Regions from separate parts of the Homo sapiens genome. Here region 2 is linked to region 1. Evidence: chromatin contacts called from ENCODE Hi-C or POLR2A ChIA-PET data. All regions are on one chromosome and are shown on one strand. The core of a region is the stretch at or near the end of the contact, and the rest is flanking DNA. Distances in the headings are between cores, read along the strand shown.

Evidence for each region. Hi-C counts contacts between places; a loop is a spot of excess contacts on that map. ChIA-PET counts read pairs that join two places held with the same protein, here RNA polymerase II (POLR2A). Pooled maps may share reads with other maps.
Region 2: a pooled map shows a loop between it and region 1 (2.5-fold over the local background). The contact joins the promoter of VARS2 here to the enhancer-like site in region 1. A Hi-C loop is called at or near these places in 1 of 50 pooled maps. POLR2A ChIA-PET finds 5 or more read pairs at or near these places in 3 of 52 experiments (WTC11, activated T-cell and naive thymus-derived CD8-positive, alpha-beta T cell).

Annotation. Positions count from the first base shown.
Region 1 is chr6:30,595,959-30,599,064 of GRCh38, reverse strand. No RefSeq gene overlaps it. Among named protein-coding and RNA genes, the nearest start is that of MIR877, 13 kb to the right of the region's middle. Within about 2 kb of position 1,569, at least 4 of the 41 ENCODE cell types and tissues checked have a DNase peak (open chromatin) inside an H3K27ac peak, as active enhancers do.
Region 2 is chr6:30,912,403-30,915,568 of GRCh38, reverse strand. It overlaps VARS2 (valyl-tRNA synthetase 2, mitochondrial), which reads right to left and starts at 1,331. Exons shown (of 30, transcript NM_020442.6): 1 at 1,225-1,331; 2 at 532-759; 3 at 332-413; 4 at 114-214. The coding sequence starts at 732. It overlaps GTF2H4 (general transcription factor IIH subunit 4), which reads right to left. Exons shown (of 14, transcript NM_001517.5): 11 at 3,111-3,166; 12 at 2,412-2,459; 13 at 2,182-2,260; 14 at 1,463-1,758. The coding sequence ends at 1,586.

The DNA of each region.
Region 1 (3,106 bases), core at 320-2,819:
TCTGGCCAGGCATGGTGGCTCAAGCCAGTAATCCGAGCACTTTGGGACGCCAACATGGGAGGATCACTTGAACCCAGGAGTTCAAAACTACCCTAAGCAACATAGGGAAGCTCCATTTCCCCATTTCCGCGCCTGGCCTCCACTCTTCTTAAACCAGAAATTAAAGCTGGGCATGTTGGCTCACGCCTGTAATCCCAGCACTTTGGGAGGCCCACATGGGACGATCACTTGAACCCAGGAGTTCAAAACTACCCTAAGCAACATAGGGAAACTCCATTTCCCCATTTCCGCGCCTGGCCTCCACTCTTAAACCAGAAATTAAAGCTGGGCGTGGTGGCTCACGCCTGTAATCCCAGCACCTTGGGAGGCCGAAGCAGTTGGATCACCTGAGGTCAGAAGTTCGAGACCAGCCTGGCCAACATGAAGAAACCCCATCTCTACTAAAAATACAAAAATTAGCTGGGTGTGGTTACTGGCGCCTGTTATCCCAGCTACTCGGAAGGCAGGAGAATCGCTTGAACCCAGGAGGCAGAGGTTGCAGACTGCACCACTGCACTCCAGCCTGGGCAACAAGAGTGAAACTCCATCTGAAAAAAAAAAGAAAGGATACATCACTCTGGGGGGAGTGTGTGTGGCAGATATGGGGCAGTTGAAGATATTAACATGTTTTAACATGTGGGTTGAGAATGGCGGTTTTCAAGTCTGTTAGCATTCATCAGGATCATCTGAAGAGCTTATTAGAAAACAAATCTGGGGCCGGGTGCAGTGGCTCATACCTGTAAACCCAGCACTTTGGGAGGCCAAGGCGGGTAGATCAGGAGGTCAGGAGTTCGAGACCAGCCTGACCAACATGGAGAACCCCCGTCTCCACTAAAAATACAAAAATTAGCCGGGCGTGGTGGCGCATGCCTGTAATCCCAGCTACTCGGGAGGCCGAGGCAGGAGAATTGCTTGAACCCGGGAGGTGGAGGTCGTGGTGAGCCGAGATCGCACCATTGCACTCCAGTCTGGGTAACAAGAGCGAAACTTGGTCTCAAAAAAAAAAAAAAAAAAAAGAAAGAAAAAAAAAAACAAATTTGGGTTGGATGCAGTGGCTTATGCCTGTAATCCCAGCACTTTGAGAGGCCAAGGCGGATGGATCACCTGAGGTGAGGAGTTTGTGACCAGCCTGGCCAACATGGTGAAATCCCATCTCTACTAAAAATACAAAAATTAGTCAGGCATGGTGGCTCGCGCCTGTAATCCCAGCTACTTGGGAGACTAAAGCAGGAGAATCACTTGAACCCGGGAAGTGGAGGTTGCAGTGAGCAGAGATCACACCACTGCACTTCAGCTTGGGTGACAGAGCCAGACTCCATCTCCATCTCAAAAAACAAAAACAAAACAAAAAGAAAAAACAGACAGATTGGGGGTAGGGTCCAGCAAAATTCTGATTTAGTAGGTCAGGATGGATCCCGAGATATGCATTTCTAACAAATTCCCAGTTGCTGAGGCTGCTACACTGCCCTGGAATACGTGTCTCAGCTGTATTTCCAGCATTGGCCACATGAGGGGGCAACAATGTTTTATCAGTATCTGAAAGGCCTCACTGCATGTAGGCCCAAAGTGGGTAGTTTTACCTTCCCCTTGCCCAGGCTTGGTGTGTGTGGGCGGAGGTGTTCAGGTCAGTCTGTTGTTGCTGTGTGCACTGGGAGAAGACCTGAGAAGACATAATCTAAGGACCAGGCTAGGGCGTGAAATACCAAAGAAGTATACAGCTCAAGTGAAAAAACCCAAACATGTCACAACCTAGTGGTCACAACTTTGTGTCTCTTTCTGCTTCCATTTACTGCCTGCTTCTCACCTTTCTTCTATCTCCTGCAACAAGCCACAAGAACCTTAAAAGAGAGCTTAAAGTTTTTACTGTATTTTAAGAATAAGCTCGGCCGAGCGCGGTGGCTCACACCTGTAATCCCAACACTCTGGGAGGCCGAGGCGGGCAAATCCCAAGGTCAGGAGATGGAGACCATCCTAGCCAACATGGTGAAACCCCGTCTCTATTAAAAATACAAAAATTGCCAGGCGCGGTGGCTCACGCCTGTAATCCCAGCACTTTGGGAGGCCGAAGCGGGCAGATCATGAGGTCAGGAGATGGAGACCATCCTGGCTAACAAGGTGAAACCCCTTCTCTACTAAAAATACAAAAACTTAGGTGGGTGTGGTGGCGGGTGCCTGTAATCCCAGCTACTGAGGAGACTGAGGCAGGAGAATGGCATGAACCCGGGAGGTGGAGCTTGCAGCGAGCAGAGATCGCGCCACTGCACTCCAGCCTGGGCGACAGAGCAAGACTCTGTCTCAAAAAAAAAAAAAAATTAGCCGGGAGTGGTGGCACGCACCTGTAGTCCCAGCTACTTGGGAGGCTGAGGCAGGGGAATCGCTTGAATCCAGGAGGCAGAGGTTGCAGTGAGCCGAGATAACGCTACTGCATTCCAGGATGGCGACAGAGCAAGACTCCGTCTGAAAAAAAAAGAAAGAATGAGCTCATTTTCTTTCAAATCATTTATGAAAATTCGGCCAGGCGTGGTGGCTCACGCCTGTAATCCCAGCACTTTGGGAGGCCGAGGCGCGTGGATCACCTGAGATCAGGAGTTCGAGAGCAACCTGACCAACATGGTGAAACCGTCTCTACTAAAAATACAAAAAATTAGCCGGGCGTGGTGACTGGTGCCTGTAATCCCAGCTACTCTGGAGGCTGAGGCAGAAGAATCGTTTGAACCCAGGAGGCGGAGGTTGCAGTGAGCTGAGATCGTGCCATTGCACTCCAGCCTGGGTGACAGCAAAATTTCATCTCAAAAAAAAAAAAAAAAAAAATTCAAAGAAACCTGTTTTTTTTTTTTAGACAAGTTTCACTCTTTTGCCCAGGCTGGAGTGAAATGGCACGATCTTGGCTCACTGCCCCCTGGGTTCAAGGATTCTCCTGCCTCAGCCTCCTGAGTAGCTGGGATTGTAGGCACCTGCCACCACGCCTGGCTAATTTCTGTATTTTTAGTAGAGATGGGGTTTTACCATGTTGTCCAGGCTGGTCTCGAACTCCTGACCTCAGGTGATCCACCCGCCTTGGCCTCCC
Region 2 (3,166 bases), core at 82-2,581, 320 kb before region 1:
GAGCCAGAAAGAAGACAAGGTCTACAATGTGAGCTCAACTCTGAGGTCCAGTTGTATTCAAGGGCCACTCTGTCCTGGAGACAATTTAGGACCCCTCCCTGCCAGATACTAACCTGATATTCTGGTTTGAAGAAGCCCTCTCGTACCCACCACGGGTACCAGGCAGCCTCAACATATCGGGGGCTGTATGCAGGAGGCAGGGGCCCAGAGACATCTGTGAAGGCAGAGGAGAGCTCCACTAACCACTGAACTTGTTCCCAGGCTGCATTTCGGCAGGCCAAATGGGCAACACATATGTGAAAGAAAAGGCCTTCTTACTTATTCTACTTACCTTTCTTTTCACCGGGTTTCGTAGGGATTTCATACAATACTAACTCCTTAGGCCTCCAGGCCTTAATGGATTCTGCAGGTGACTGAGAAGAGAAAGCAGAAGAGGCTGGGATCCAGTATACCCCAGACTGCATTTCAGCCGGTCTCCTCCAGCCCCTCTCAAGTCTCAGAAACCCAAGGACAAGCTGTCTGACCCCTAACCTTGCTCTCCCCTGCTATCTCAGCCTCCAGAGTCGCCTGCTTCTCTCGCAGGCGCTTCTGTTTGGCTTCACGGTTCCTCCGGGAGATGGGAGATCCATGGGGCTCCGACTGTGTAGAAACGGAGTGAAACCTGGGGAGGCCCCGTGAGTGCCTCAGCCCCCAAAATGGTGGTCGAAAAGAGGCGAGAGGCAAATGAGGCATCAGGAGTGTTTGGAAAGGGGCCGAGATCTGTTCTGGATAGAGAGAGAGCACATTAGGATATGGGGGTGGAGAAGGGTCACTCCCCTTGTTCCATCTTTCCTGTCTCTAATTAGCACAGGTCTGTTATTCCAAGTCTCTATTCCCTTCCACAAAACCTTTCCTCCTTGAGAGCTAGAGTGCATGGTATCGACAGACAGCGCCATGGAGCCACGGATATCAGGGCTCTTCCGGAACAGGGCCGGAGTGTCTGGATTCGGCGGTGACCACTGACACATGAGAGATAGGGCTCAGAAACTCAGGGAGATGATGGGCATCAGCGCGCCCAAGAGCCAGCAAGGAGTCCCGCCAGGGCCGCGGCGATCTCCACCTGCACAGGGGCCTCCTGCAGTGCCCACAGCCCGGCGCGGCCAAGCCTTCCCGCCCATCCCAAGGCCTGGGCCCAGGACCCGCAGCGTCTCCCACTTCCCGGAGGCCGCCCCGGCGCGCGCTCACCAGGAGGCCCCGCCGCTATCCCAGGGCGCCCCGCGGCGGCAGGGACTGAGGAATCCACCAAACCCGACCCTGGAACGTGGCCCTGGAGCCGCGCGGCGCATGGGGGCGGGGCCCCGGCCGGCGCATGCGCAGCAGCTGGCTTTGGCCCCACCCTCTCCCTACCGGTCCAAAGGCTGTAGACCAGAGGAGCGAGTCCGCCGCGAAGGCAAACCCCACGGGGAGGCGCCCGGGACCGCACTGCTAGCTATCATAACTTTATTAAACAAGAAAAGCCCTGACGCGTAAATAAAAAACACCTGAGTTCTGATGCCCCGCCCCGCCCAGTCCCGCCCGCCGAGGTCCGTGTCCAAGTCCCGCGCTCTCAGGAGCTATGTTTCTGCCGCTTCCAAAAGCGCTTGACGTCGCTGTGCCCGGCCGGGGTCACCACCATGAGCCGCTTGGCCGAGTTCTCGAACACGAGCACGCCCAGCTCCCGCGCGTGGGCCAGCAGCAGCTCAAAGTCCACTTGCGACAGGAACTGGTTATACAGGACACCTGGGGTCGGCAGGACGGGAGGGGCGCGGGGAGAAGACGAGAAAGTGAAGCTCGGAGCTCCTATTGGGAATCCCCCCAGCTCCTTGGTGGCAGCCCTGGACGCGGTCTGGGCTTGCCCCCACCGCAATTTTACAAACTAATTCTCTATGCTTGTCTGCTCAGGGGTTCATCTTAACACCAGTGTGATCCAGCCATATTCAGAAAGGCCTAATACAAATTACTGTGAATTATTCCCTCACCTAGCCAAATCCAAAGTGCATTGATTTGGGACGATTTGTTTACTACCGACTCACCCCAAAACAACAAAAAACTGTCTTGCCAGCTTTTCTCTCCTAGTCCATGAAGTAAAAAATAAAATGCAGACTGAACTGTCTGCCCTTTCTCTGGCCAATGACCAAGACTTGGCCACCAGAAGCTACTCACCCTCAGTGAACCGGAGTCTGTCCCTTTCCAGCTCCCAGAGCCGGATCTGGTCGGTGATGGTGGGGGGCAGCACAGGTGTCTGCAAGGAGCAAGGGTTGACTGTAGGGACTCAGAATACTGCCCCAGACAACCCGGCCCTCTGTTTCTTCCCCAGATTTGGATGCCCCTTTTTCTTTTCCATCATGTCATCACCAGCTGCCAGCCTCTGACATCTTGGAGCCTGTCTATACCTGTTTGAGCATCACTGGGTGGGCTCTTGTCCTTAGGAAATGGATTATCTAGGAAAACAGACAAGAATGGCATGAGGGCTCCAGCAAGAAGGCAGGAAAGCCATCTGAGCTGTCACCTAATGTCACTGGAACATCAGCTTATTCTAAAAACTCATAACTCCTGTCATCAACTCCACCCATCCCAGTTCAGCTGTTATCCCACGTTGCTGCTCCCAGCAACGTGGGATATTCCTTTTCTGGCACATTCGCCCTTTCCAGTAATGTTTTGTTTTTCTTTCTTTAAAATAGCAGCAGCTACTATTTTCTTTTTTTAGCATTTATTGCATGACAGGTGCTGAGCTCAATGCTTTGCCCCTATTCTTCCAATGAATTATCCCGGCAACCCTGAGGTAAGAACTGTCATTTACTAGATGAGGAAACTGAGGCTCACAGAGGCAAAACAACTATGTCTAGTTTACGCAGTTAGGATGTGGCAGTGCCGAGGCACAAATCCAGATCTATACCTCCTCCCTCCATGTTTTTTTCCCCTCAAGGGTCTACCTATTCTCACACCCAAAGCCTTCATTTCTCTTCAAACACAGACAACTCACCACCACCTATTATAACAGACTCAGAGCTAGCCTTCCATAATGTGACCCCTGTCCCCCGCAGCCCAAGTGCAGCCTGTCTTCCTGCTCCACCTCTCCCAAGTGGGAATACCTGCTGGGCTGTGATGCCACTGGCGATTGCCTGCTGCACACTCTCCCGGGTCACCT